3 separate regions of the Homo sapiens genome follow, and all the other regions are linked to region 3. Evidence: chromatin contacts called from ENCODE Hi-C or POLR2A ChIA-PET data. All regions are on one chromosome and are shown on one strand. The core of a region is the stretch at or near the end of the contact, and the rest is flanking DNA. Distances in the headings are between cores, read along the strand shown.

What was found. Hi-C counts contacts between places; a loop is a spot of excess contacts on that map. ChIA-PET counts read pairs that join two places held with the same protein, here RNA polymerase II (POLR2A). Pooled maps may share reads with other maps.
Region 1: a map of gastrocnemius medialis shows a loop between it and region 3 (23-fold over the local background). The contact joins the promoter of SLC35F2 here to the promoter of CUL5 in region 3. A Hi-C loop is called at or near these places in 11 of 168 maps with a recorded cell type or tissue (B cell, CD4-positive, alpha-beta T cell, CD4-positive, alpha-beta memory T cell and 7 more), 17 of 37 single-sample maps with no recorded cell type and 23 of 50 pooled maps. POLR2A ChIA-PET finds 5 or more read pairs at or near these places in 8 of 52 experiments (Caco-2, H1, MCF 10A and 5 more).
Region 2: a loop to region 3 is called in a pooled map, with 4 times the contacts of the local background. The contact joins the enhancer-like site here to the promoter of CUL5 in region 3. A Hi-C loop is called at or near these places in 1 of 37 single-sample maps with no recorded cell type and 10 of 50 pooled maps. POLR2A ChIA-PET finds 5 or more read pairs at or near these places in 3 of 52 experiments (HepG2, OCI-LY7 and PC-9).

The regions. Positions count from the first base shown.
Region 1 is chr11:107,856,801-107,860,913 of GRCh38, reverse strand. It overlaps SLC35F2 (solute carrier family 35 member F2), which reads left to right and starts at 2,127. Exons shown (of 8, transcript NM_017515.5): 1 at 2,127-2,256. The coding sequence starts at 2,147. It overlaps LOC124902746 (a long non-coding RNA gene), which reads right to left and starts at 1,684. Exons shown (of 2, transcript XR_007062876.1): 1 at 1,260-1,684; 2 at 1-1,168. RefSeq lists a silencer at 2,002-2,311 and an enhancer at 2,532-2,601.
Region 2 is chr11:108,238,621-108,243,124 of GRCh38, reverse strand. All of the region lies in intron 5 of ATM (ATM serine/threonine kinase), which reads right to left. Among named protein-coding and RNA genes, the nearest start is that of ATM, 18 kb to the right of the region's middle. Within about 2 kb of position 1,289, at least 3 of the 41 ENCODE cell types and tissues checked have a DNase peak (open chromatin) inside an H3K27ac peak, as active enhancers do.
Region 3 is chr11:108,006,745-108,010,883 of GRCh38, reverse strand. It overlaps CUL5 (cullin 5), which reads right to left and starts at 1,986. Exons shown (of 19, transcript NM_003478.6): 1 at 1,512-1,986. The coding sequence starts at 1,535. RefSeq lists enhancers at 1,472-1,661, 1,762-1,861.

The DNA.
Region 1 (4,113 bases), core at 878-3,377, 150 kb after region 3:
CAGTAGGAGGGGGCCTATTCCCTACTGGTGGGAAGTGGAATGAAAAGGTGGCTCTCCACTGGATAATAGATTAGAGAATGTTTCACCCTGAGGCCAACTTCTCAGGAGGGGCTATTAAGGAGGGGTTACCTGCGGCTCAGGGTCAGGGTGGGTGAAAGTTCAGAGGTATGAGGGAGGAAGAGAAATTCAACCAAAATCTTTGATTAAAAAAAAAAAGGTGGGAGGCTTCTTTTCTTTTCTCTTTCTTTCTTTCTCTCTTTCTCTCTTTCTTTCTTTTTTTTTTGAGACAGTCTTACTCTGTTGCCCAGGCTGAAGTGCAGTGGCACGATTTTGGCTCACTGCAACCTCTGCCTCCCGGGTTCAAGTGGTTCTCCTGCCTTAGCCTCCCAAGTAGCTGGGATTACAGGCACACACCAAAACGCCGGGCTAATTTTTGTAGTTTTAGTAGAGACGGGATTTCGCCATGTTGGTCAGGCTGGTCTCGAACTCCTGACCTCAGGAGTAATCCGCCCGCTTCGGTCTCCCAAAGCACTGGGATTACAGGCGTCAGCCACCGCGCCCGGCCTAGGAAGGTTTCTTAATTGTCATTACTTTCCAGGAGCACAGGGCTCAGGTAGAATTCAACGTTGTCAATATGCAGGGTTAAATGAGTTGTTTACTTTACAAAAGTGACATCTTAAATGTGCTTCTAATGTCCTCTTGTTTCATAATATGCTTGTATTATAATACTTAATTAGTCTCTACGGATGACCACGTTCTTAGTTTCAAAGGTTTTTTTGAGGTTCCTGCAGCTGCTAAACTTGGGGTTCCTGAAGTAATATTTCATTTTCGAAAGCTGTTTTTTTTCTTAGACTCCTCTTACAGAATTGCCAGCTCGTCTGCACAGCCTGTCTATTTGAACCTACGTTTATTTTGACCCACCCCAACCCCCAAAGCAGGTGGCCAGGAAAAAATAAAAGGTCCCAACACCTTTTCTTTTGTTTTCTGGATCTCCTCCTTTCCGGAAGCAGGGGGTCAGTGACAGGAACTTTTCGACCCCAGCTTAGTGTCTCTTAATCCCTCTTTAGCCCGTGGAAGCCTCGGAAGGCGTGGCCAGGGCAGGGCATCCAAGCCGAGCGCCGGGGGTTGGCACCGTCTCTCTCCCTGGCACGGCGGAGACAACTGAATACTGAAAGACAAAACCAACACACCGCGAGGAATGAGCCACGCCTCCATCCACGCCACAAAGGCACGTTTCCAAGATCTTTTTAGGATCTTACCCATGTTTTGCAGGGAAAAGCGACACAGACCTGAAGCGCCTTCAGGTTTTTTTTTTTTTTTTTTTTTTTTTTAAGACGACGTCTCCCTCTGTTGCCCAGGCTGGAGTGCAAAGGCGCGATCTTGGCTCACAACCGCCGCCTCCTGGGTTCAAGCGATTCTCCTGCCTCAGCCTCTCGAGTAGCTGGGACTACAGGCACCCGTCACCACGCCCGGCTAATTTTTGTATTTTTAGTAGAGACGGGGTTTCACCATATTTCCCAGTCTGGTCTCGAACTCCTGACCTCAGGTGATCCACCCGTCTCGGCCTCCCAAAGCGTTGGGATTACAGGTGTGAGCCAACGCGCCCTGCCAGCCTTCAGTTATTTTAATGAAGCGATTTTGTACAAATCAGCCAGAGGGAGGGAGAGTGGGAGGGAAGAGGAGGGGTCAGCCAGTCCTTCCAGTTAGGAGAGTCCCGGCTCACTCACTGCTTCTAACTCACTGCTCACTCACCGCTTCTTAGCTTAGGAATCACCTACAATAACCTCGTGTCACTGTATCTTGTGATTTCAAACAAGGAACCCTAAAAACCTGAAGGCACACTGGGTGCCGCTCAACAATAAGGCTCGGCTGCCAAGACGAAAAAAAAATTGCCCTTTCTCCTCCTGCCACCCTGGAGGTGCCAGGTTGTAATCTGCAAATGTATTGTCTGGCCCTTAGGGCTTGACAGTTAATGATTGGTCGCTGAAGGAGCCGAGCGGAGGAGCGAGAGGGACGCGAGCAAGCGAGCGAGGGAGGGAGCGCAGGGCCAGAGCGGAGCCCCAGCCGGCCGCACAGGCACCGCCTCCCGTCTTCCGGGACCCGGCACTTCGGGGGTTTTGGGCGCCGGAGACGCGCAAGGGCGCCGATGGAGGCAGACTCGCCAGCGGGCCCCGGCGCCCCAGAGCCCCTCGCGGAGGGAGCGGCGGCCGAGTTCTCCAGCCTGCTGCGCAGGATAAAAGGCAAACTCTTCACCTGGTGAGTGGAAGGGGCGTGCTGCAGCTCCGCTGGGGCGTGGGGGCGGCTGCGGGCCCTGCGCGCACGTGGACAAGGAGCACACTCTCTGAGGCCCCCAGCAGGGAGGCAGAGGTGGCGGCCGCACGGACTTCGGTTCGGGGCTCAACACGCACACCAGGTATGGTGCGCTTCACCTGGCGTCGGGAAGCACTTGGTGCGTCTCCCTCGGCTCCCGTTTCGAAATCGTGGCGATGTATTTTGGAGGATTTGGGGGGAAACCCACCCTGTGGCACTATTAGGTCGGTCCTCTGGGGCGTTCCGCGGTGGAGGGACGAGGTCCCCGGGGATGCTGTGAAGGAGGAGTGCCCACCTCGGGCTGGGCAGGTGGGTGAGCGCCACTTCCTGGCGCCGGCGCCCTCATTCCATCTGCTGCCGAGCCAGCCAGACTGGGCGCGGTGATTCAAGAGTTGACCGAAGTGAGAAATCCTGGTTAAGTTTTGTGCTGCTGCCGGGTGGGAGACCAGAGCCGGCTCTCTCTTCCTGGGCCTGAGCGAGGTGATATAGCCACCCCCAGGGCTGGGGTCCAGGGAAGCCTGTTTGTGGTATCACTATGCTCTGTGCGAAGTAGGGACAAATGTTTTTAAGGAGTGGGCAGCGACTCTAGAAAGCGTTTCTGTGGTTGCTGGAGGACTTGCACTCTGGAAATGAGAGAACCCAGGACCTAAATAGTGAAAGACATTTATTGGGCACTCGCTCTGTGTCAGGTACTGTGCATAACAATTTATATGGATAATATCAGCTAATCCTCACCACTTTAGGAGATGGTACTATTGTTATATCCACTTTGCCGCTGGAGAAACAAAGAAGGCTAAGCAATTTGCCCAAGGCCACAAGATGATCTTTAAGGGGTGATGCGTTCAAGCCGTAGTCTAAACAGCGTTGGCCACTGACAACTCATGAAACAGATATTTGATTTTTTTTTCATATTAACAAAGCGAATTTCCCTTTAACGATTGTGAAAGATAGTCCTGAAAAGCCATACCATTTTAAAAACGAGATCGATAAAGGTGTAAGCATTTTTTATCATATAAATAGTTTGAAATTGATGCATGTGTTTAAAGGGGAAAGTTGGCCGAAAACCACCTTGTAGCATCCAGTTGTGTATGTCCTGATACATTTGTTAAAAGTTCTCAGCTGGGAGGCAATTCAGTGTAATGGCTAAGGGCACTCACATTCTGGACTCAAATCCTGGCTGGGTGACCTTGGACAAGTCAGTTCTCTGTGCTCCAGTTCCCTCCCTTCCCTCCCTCTCTCCCTCTCTCCTTCCTTCCTTCCCTCTCTCTCCTTCCTTCCTTCCTTCCCTCTCTCCTTCCTTCGTTCCCTCTCTCCTTCCTTCCGTCCTTCCTTCCACAAGTCAGTTATCTGTACTCCAGTTCCCTCCCTCCCTCCCTCCCTCCTTCTTTGTTCCTTCCTTCCGTCCGTGTCCGTCCGTCTTGGACAAGTCACTTAACTTCTCTGTGCTCCAGTCTCCCTCCCTCCCTTCCTTCCTCCCTTCCTTCCTCCCTTCCTTCTGCTGGGTGACCTTGGACAAATCAGTTCTCTGTGCTCCAGTTCCCTCCCTCCGCCCCTCCCTTCCTTCCTGCCTTCCTTCCTTCCTGGACAAGTCACTTCTCTGTGCTTCAGTCTCCCTCCCTCCCTTCCTTCTTGGACAAGTCACTTAACTTCTCTGTGCTCCAGTCTCCTTCCCTCTTTTCCCTCCCTCCCTCCCTCCCTTCCTTCCTTCCCTCCCTCCCTTCCTTCCTTCCTGCCTTCCTTCCTTCCTTCCTGGACAAGTCACTTCTCTGTGCTCCGGTCTCCCTCTCTCCCTCCCTCCCTCCC
Region 2 (4,504 bases), core at 40-2,539, 230 kb before region 3:
CACCTTAGCCTCCCAAGTAGCTGGGTCTAGAGGCCCACACCACCACACCCAACTGATTGGTATTTTAGGTAGAGACAGGATTTCACCATGTTGCCCAGGCTGGTCTTGAACTCCTGGGCTCAAGTGATCCACCTGCTTTGGCCTCCCAAAGTGCTAGGATTACACGCATAAGCCACTGTGCCTGGCTGAGATTTTATCTACTTGTAACCTAACAAATTAGCATGACAGTTTCCTGGGTGCTAGCAGGAAACCTGAGATTCCTGATAAGAGAAAAAGGACAGTTTATTTCTCCCAGTAATGATGGTAGCCAGACTACCTTCATTTTTGCATCAGTTCCCCAGTACCAAAGGCAAGGTGAAATGGGACACTTGACACTGCGAAAACAGTGGACTGAGTTATAACAGAGAAACCTCAAGCTTTTTATAATCAATAGGCTACAAGTAAATCTGTCCTGTTTTAGAGGAAGCCATCATCTGACCTTAGATGATCCACCTGCCTCAGCCTCCGAAAGTGCTGAGATGACAGGTGTAAGCCACTGTGCCCAGTCCCCAAATAACATTATTCACAATGTTATACTTGTGTATATTGGGACTTTATATATAGACAATCATGTCATCTACAAAGGGGAGTGTTATTTCTTCCTTTCCAATCTGTATGCCTTTTATTTTTCTTGTCTAACTACCCTGGCTAGAACCTCCAACATAATGTTGAAAAGGAGTGGTGAGAGTGCACATCCTTATCTTGTTCCCAATTTGTCTTATGAAAGGCTTTAAATTATGGATTCAATTTATTCTCCTAATAGTTATGGGACTAGTCAAATTATCTATTTTATATTGGATGACTTTTGATAATGTATGGTTTTGAGGAACTGGCCCATTTAAATTAATAGATGTTCATAGTGTTTCCTTATTATCCTTTGAATATCTATAGGATCTGCAATTAGATCTCATTTCATTTCTAATATCAGTAACTTTGGTCCTCTTTTTTTTGTTTTTTGTTTTTTTAAGAGACGGAAGTCTCACTACACTGCCCAGGCTAGATTTGGACTCCTGGGCTCAAGTGATCCTCCCACTTCAGCCTATCAAGCCATAAAAAGACATCGAGGAGCTGAGAACGGTGGTTCACACCTGTAATCCCAACACTTTGGGAGGCTGAGTTCAAGCTGCTGGCATAAGCAACATAATAAGACCTTATCTCTACTAAAAATGAAAAATTAGCAGGGTGTGATGGCTTGTGTCTGTGGTCACAGCTACTTGGAAGGGGGTGGGAGGATCATTTGAGCTCAGGAGGTCGAAGCTGCAGAGCCATGATCTCACCACCACACTCCAGCCTGGGTGACAGAGTGAGGCCCTATCTCAAAAAAAAAAAAAAAAAAAAAAAAAGAAAGAAAGAAAGACAGAAAGAAAGAAAGAGAAAGACATGGAGGAACCTTAAATGCATATTACTAAATGAAAGAAGGCAATCTGAAAATGATACATACTGTTATGATTCCAACCACAGTCACATACTACATAACAACATTCTATTCAATGACAAATGGCAATATGAAAAGGTGGTACCGTAAGATTGTATCAGAACTGAAAAATTCCTATTTAAATACTTAGTGATGTCATAGCACAAGAAATTACTCACAAGCATTTGTGGTGATACTTGTGTAAAAAAAACCCACTGCACTGCCAGTCATATAAAAGTATAATACATACAATCATGTATAGTACATAAACCTTGATAATGATAATAAATGACTAAGTTACTGGTAAAATGTTAGGTTTATGTACTTACTCTACTATGCTTTTTATCACCATTTTATACTATATTCCTCCTTCTTCTTCTTAAAAAACAAAACAAAACAAAACAGTAAAACAGTCTCAGGTAGGTCCTTTAGGAGGTATTTCAGAATAAAGCACCATTATCATAGGAGATGAAAGCTCTGTGCATGTCCCTGAAGATCTCCCAGGGGGACAAGATGCAGGGACAGAAGACAGTGATACTGATGATCCTGACCTTATGTAGGCCTAAGCTCATGTGTGTGTTTGTGTCTTTGTTTTCAACAAAAAAGTTTAAAGGAAAAAATAGAGTAATAATAATTTCATTTAAAAAGCTTATAGAACAAAAGAAAAAACATCTATAAGTATATAAGGAAAAAATATTTTTGTACAGCTGTACAATGCATTTGTATTTTAAGCTAAGTGTTATTACAAAAGAGTCAAAAAGTTTAAACATTTTTAAAGTTTATAAAGTAAAAAAGTTATAGTAGCTAATGTTACTTTAGTATTGAAGAAAGAAAAACATAAATTTTTAAATTTGGTACAGAATAAGAGTTTACAAATTCTACAGTAGTATATAGTATCCCAGGCCTTTACATTACCACACATTTACATACCCAGAGCAACTTCCAGTCCTGCAAGCTCCATTCATGGTTAAGTGCCCTAGACAGGTGTACCATGTTTTATCCTTTATACTATACTTTTACTGTACCTCCTCTATGTTTATATATGTTTAGAGACACAAATACTTGCCATTGTGTTACAGCTGCCTACAGTATTCAGTATAGTAACATGCTGCACAGGTTTGTAGTGCAGGAGCAGTAATACCATATAGCTTAGGTGCGTAGTGTTATACCATCTAAGTTTGTATAAATACACCCTATGACGTTCACGCAACAAAGAAATTGCCTAATGATGTATTTCTCAGAACATATCCACATTGTTAAGAGACGCACAACTGTATATGACATGCTGGAAAAGGCTAAACCATGGAGATAGCAAAAAGATCCATGGTTCCCACAGTTTACAAGAAGGAAGAGATGAAAAGGTGAAGCACAGAGGATTTTTCTGACAGTGAAAGTATTCTGTATGATTCTGTAATAGTGAAAAATTGTTACCATTCTCTCCCAGAGGAAAAAAAAATATGACCATCTCATTAGATACAGAAAAAGATCTTTAAAAATGTCAAAACACTTGTCAAAATCCATAGCATATGTACCACCAAAAGTGAACCTTGGACTCTGGATAATAATGATGTGTCCCAGCATAGGTTTACTGATGGTAACAAATGTACCACTGGTGCAAGATGTTGACAGTAGGGCATGCTGTGTGTGTCCAGTGGACTTTCCACTCCGTTTTGCTGTAAATTTAAAATTCCTCTAAAAGATAAAAGTCAATTTAAAAAAATGGAAACCACTAGGTTTGAGAAACTGAATAATTGACAGTGTAGCTTGAGCACAGAAATTAGAAGCGCTTTAGTTAAGTTAGACAGGTAGGAAGAAGCAAAATTATGCAGCACTTTCAAGGCCTAGAAGAGGAATCCTCATTTTCTATTAGTTGTGCTAGTGAGAATGTAGAGAAACTGGAACCCTTGTGGGCTGCTGGTGAGAATGTAAAATGGCGTAGCTCCTGTGTAAAACAGGATGTTGGTTCCTTAAAAAATTAAATATAGAATTACCACATGATCTAGCAATTCTACTTCTGGGTATATAATCAAAAGACTGAAAGCAGGAAACTCAGGAGATGTATACTCATGTTCACGGCAGCATTATTCACAATAATCAGAAGGTAGAAACAACCCATGTCCACCAATGGACGAATGAATTAACAAAATGTGGCATATACACAGAACAGAATAGTGTTCAGTTTTTAATAAGGGTGAAATTCTGACAAAAGCTGTAACACTGATGAGCCTCAAAGACATTTTGGTAAGTGTAATAAGCAGGTTGCAAAAGGACAAATACTTATAGGAGTCCTCTACTTCAGGCTGCTATAACAAAGTATTATAGGTTAGGTGGCTTAGAAACCACAGAAATTTATTTCTCTCAATTTTGGAGGCTGAAAGCAGCTCAGGTGCCAGCATTGTGGGTTTCTGGTGAGGGCCCTCTTTGGGGCTGCAGACTACTGACTTTGAACTGTATCTTCACATGGCAGAAAGACAGCAAGTTAGCTCTCTGGCCTCTTTTCATAAGGGCATTAATCCCATCCATGAAGGCTGGACCCACAGGACCTAATTACCTCCTAAATCCCACACCTCCAAATACCATCCCTTTGGGAGTTAGATTTCAACATAATTGGTGGGACACAACATTCAATCCATAAAAATGAAGTACCCCAAATAGCCAAATTCATAGAGAGAGAAAGTAGAATGGTAGCTGCCAGGGGATAGGGGAGGGGAAAATGGTAAATCATTGTTTACTGAGTATAGAAAAAAAAGTTCTGGAGATGGATGGTGGAGATGATTACACAACAATATGAATGCACTTAATACTACACAACTGTACACTTAAAAAAGTTAAAATTATAAATGTTATATATATTTTACCACAATAAATCACACTGGAGGTCCTAGCCAATGTAATAAAGCACAAAAATAAAATAAAAGCCACATGGCTCAGAAAGAAAGAAAAAAAAATTACTGCTTACAGAAGACATGTTTGTCTACAAAGAAAATCCAAAAGAACATTCAAAGAAAGCTACTAGATTTAGTAAGTGATTTTAGCAAGGTCCCAAAATAC
Region 3 (4,139 bases), core at 737-3,236:
AAAACAATCCTCCCACCTTGGCCTCTCAAAGAGCTGAGATTACAGGAGTGAGCCACTGTGCCCAGCCCACAAATTTTCTTTCTGAAGTAAAGCATGAGAAATTTGCTATACCATTATAAAAGAGAAAAGCAGAGTGGGATGGGTTACTCAATTCCCCGAATTAGTTTTCTTAAAGAAAGAGGGGGAGTAGTTATAGTAATTTATTGTATTATACTAATTAAGTGCCAGGCACTGTTTTAAGCATTATAGATATATTAACTAATTTAATCTTCACAATGTTCCTATGATACAGGCGCTACTGATAATGCTGTCCTACTCATAAGGAAACTTGCCCAAAGTCATACAGCTTTTAAGTGGTGGCTATTCAGGGAGTCTAATTCTAGGGCCCCTCTCCCTTTTAAAAGGTGATATACAGTACTGCCTCTTAGTAAAATTTGTTCTTCATTTTATGAGACAGTCCCATCTATTAGACAATCAAATATCAGTGGTCTAAAGAAGACATGATGGTTAGGTTCCTGTATATTTTCTATTATTTTCTAGTATTCATCCACATTGCCTGAAGGCATGAGAGGCCTCAGGAAGAAGTGGTTCATCCTTTGTATTAGGCTGGTGCAAAAGTGACTGCGGTTTTTGCCATTAATATTATGTTCCCTGAGCTATTCACTACCCCCATTTCTGTCCGTACTTTTAAGGCAAATGATTAACTACTACAGACACATACACAGAACAGACTAGTTCTAAGTCTTCCTCATTCTTCTCCAAACTTTTTAACTGGTGGAGAATCTGCCCCTGTGGGCCTAGATCTCCCTTGCTATATAAAACTAACTTTAAATACTGTCTTTGACAAGGTAACTTTCCTGCGCCCTAAAACGATGGTATCGCTTCATCAGTTGTCATCTGGTTGTGTCCTGTAACTGGGTGGGGGTTAGAAAGCAGTTTCCTAAGGAAAAAGATGAACTCAAGAATGGGAGAATTAGGAGGGAAGGTGTAACACGCAGAAAAGGGAGGAAGGGGGGTGGAGTGGGAGGCACTGCTGGTCTGACTCGGAATTTCGTGCAGACAGAACGAGAACAGAAATGGAAGAAGTGGGGGGTCGAGTCACTGAAACCTGTTAGGCAGCATTTTCTTGGTTTTTCCTTTGATGCGTCTTAGACATTGCTTTACAAGAAACTGAGACCTAACAGTACTAACGGCCCAGCTGGTCAGGACACCGCACGACCATTCATCTCCCGCTCCCGGCCAGAGCTGGTCCCTTGAAAGCATCGCTCCTCGCCAGCGCTCAGCCAGGCTTTTCTCCCAGCGGCCAGTCGGCGGGAGCGACCACCAGAGCCTGTCGACCCCAAGGCCACAGACCCGCGTTCCGGTACTCGCCGGCTGCCACCGCGGCTTCCCTGCCAGTGGACAACCCCTGAACACTCCCACACTTCGCAGCTGAACCTGAGCCGTGCCTTTCCCAAAGAGCCGAACCCGGCGGCCACACAGTAAAACCCAAGCTGGAGTGAGGGTCTTACCTTTAACAGATTAGACGTCGCCATGTTCTTTAACTTGGACTCTCGCGAGACGACGCGAGAATTCGTGGCGCTCCCGGCCAGGCCTTGACCGGAGGCCGGAGCTCCCACCAGGGCCCAGGGCCCGTCGGCCCGCACCAGGGTGTGGTGGGCGCTGGAGCAGCGCGCCGACAGCGCTGACCTCGTCCCAAGCACCAGGAGCTTCCTCACTCTTCTCCCCTACATGGTCACCGGAGCTTCCCCACGCGAAAGACCTCATGCACGCGCTCAGGAAGACCGGAACGGCGAATGCTGAGAAGGTAACGGGAGCCGACCTGACTTGGAAGAGGAAGCATCGACTCCACGAGCCTCCCCGACTCCTTCGGATTAGCCTTTGTGGTTGCACCCGCCGCGGCCACCTGCAACGAATTTAGCTCGGCTTAGGCCCCGCAGCTCAGGTTCCGCGGCCACGTCACGTGACGCGAGGGCGGGGACGCGCTCGGGAGCGAGCGTGGGAGCCTGGAAGCCTCGGTGGGTCCCGAGGCTGCAGCGAGGCCGGGACCGTGCCCTCTGCTGGCGGGACCTGGCGTTTTCCGGCACCCCGCCCCAAATCCCGGACTCGGTGTTAAGGGAGGTGCATTGTCCTGAAATGCTTACAACAGCTGTCTTCAATAACTCGTGCATAGAATGCGCCCAGTAAATATGTGTTGACTGCACAAGCGTGATGACTCTTAATATTTCTATTCAGGAATGCTTGGCACTTAGATAAAATATTGTTCAGTGCTTTGGGAGGCCGAAGGGGGAGGATCACTTGAGGCCAGTTCAACACCCTCGTCATTACAAAAAAGTTTGAAAAAAAAAAAAAAAGATTGTTTAGAGAATGAATATTAATCTTCGATTTTCTGAAGGCACATTATCCTAGAAGATCCTAAACCATAAGCCTCCGGGTTTTACCCCTTCAGACCACACACCACTGGCCAATGAGATAATATAATTTACATGTGGAACCTGCAGGATACCTGGTATTGTATTTTGCAGGTTTACAAACAGCCTTCATACGGCCATAATGCGTAGAAATAAGTAAGAGCTCTGGACTAAGAGAAGAGGGATGGGCCTACTTAAAGAATCCAATCAAGTAGTTAATACTTGTTTGAGCACTTGTATATACTAGGCACAGGAAATACAGGATTAAATAAAAGAGAAGACCCCTGCTCGTTTGGAGTTTATGGCCTAATAAGGTAGCCAAATGTTAAGGATGGCTACACAAGTCAAATATTACTTAGTGGGAGTTGTGATAAATATTGCAAAGAGGCCGGGCGCAGTGGCTCACGCCTATAATCCCTATAGGGCCCCGTGGCTCACGCCTATAATCGGCACTTTGGGAGGCCGAGACACCTGCGGTCAGGAGTCCGCGACCAGCCTGGCCAACATGGTGAACCCCTGTCTCTACTAAAAATACACAAATTAGCCGGGCATGGTGGCGGGCACCTGTAATCCCAGCTACTCGGGAGGCTGAAGCAGGAGAATCGCTTGAACCCTGAAGGTGGAGATTGCAGTGAGCCGAGATCGCGCTATTGCACTCCAGCCTGGACGACAGAGCGAGACTCTTGTCTCAAAAAAAAAACAAAAAAAACAAAAAAAAACTACAAACAAAAAAATACAGTGTGCACTTGAGAGCGTAGGAAGGGAAAGGAAACTAGTATCCTAATCTCCATCTACCCAAGCCACCCTTTGCTTATGCTTAACTGAACCTTAAGACAACTTTTGAGAGCTTGATTTCAGCGTCCTACTGTCAACCGAAGCATTCCAATTTTCCTAACTCACTTGTTCTGGAAACACCACTGCTACAACTCTGACTTCAATAAGTTCTCCATTCCATTGACCCCACCTGTTATCTGCCATCTCCTGTTTTCACTCTTTCTCATCCAATTTAGAATCGGCCCACTGTTATAAAAATGTTTAAATATTTAAAATGCTTAAATATTTATTTCTTAAAAATAGCGCAGGCACATAATACAAAATTCAGAAGGTGCTAAAAATAATACAATCAAAAGTAGTCTTCCTTCGACTTTCTGGGGTGATGTAATGTTCTATATTGTGGTAGGGACTTCAGTTATTCAGGTGTATGCACTTGTCAAAACTCAGCCAGTATACCCTTAAGATTTATGCATTTCAGCCAAGCACAGTGGTGCAATCCTGTAAGCCCAGCACTTTGGGAGGCGAAGGCAGGCAGATCACTTGAGCCCAGGGGTTCGAGACCAGCCTGTGCAAAGTAGCTATCGCTATAAAAAATAATAAAATTTTTAAAAAATGTGCATTTAATTCAAAGAGAAAATAGTTAACAAAATTTGAAGTTTAATGCTACCCATACTGAAGAATTTAGGAGTAAGTGAATCTATATTTATAATTTACTTGGAAATGTATCAAAAAATAAGATGAACTGATGGTTGGGTAGAAACACTGATAAAGCGGGCCTGGCGTGGTGGCTCACGCCTGTAATCCCTGCACTTTGGGAGGCCGAGGCAGGTGGATCACCTGAGATCAAGGGTTCAAGACCAGCCTGGCCAACATGGTGAAACCTTGTCTCTACTAAAAATACAAAAAATTAGCCGGGAGTGGTGGCGGGCACCTATAATCCCACCTACTCAGGGG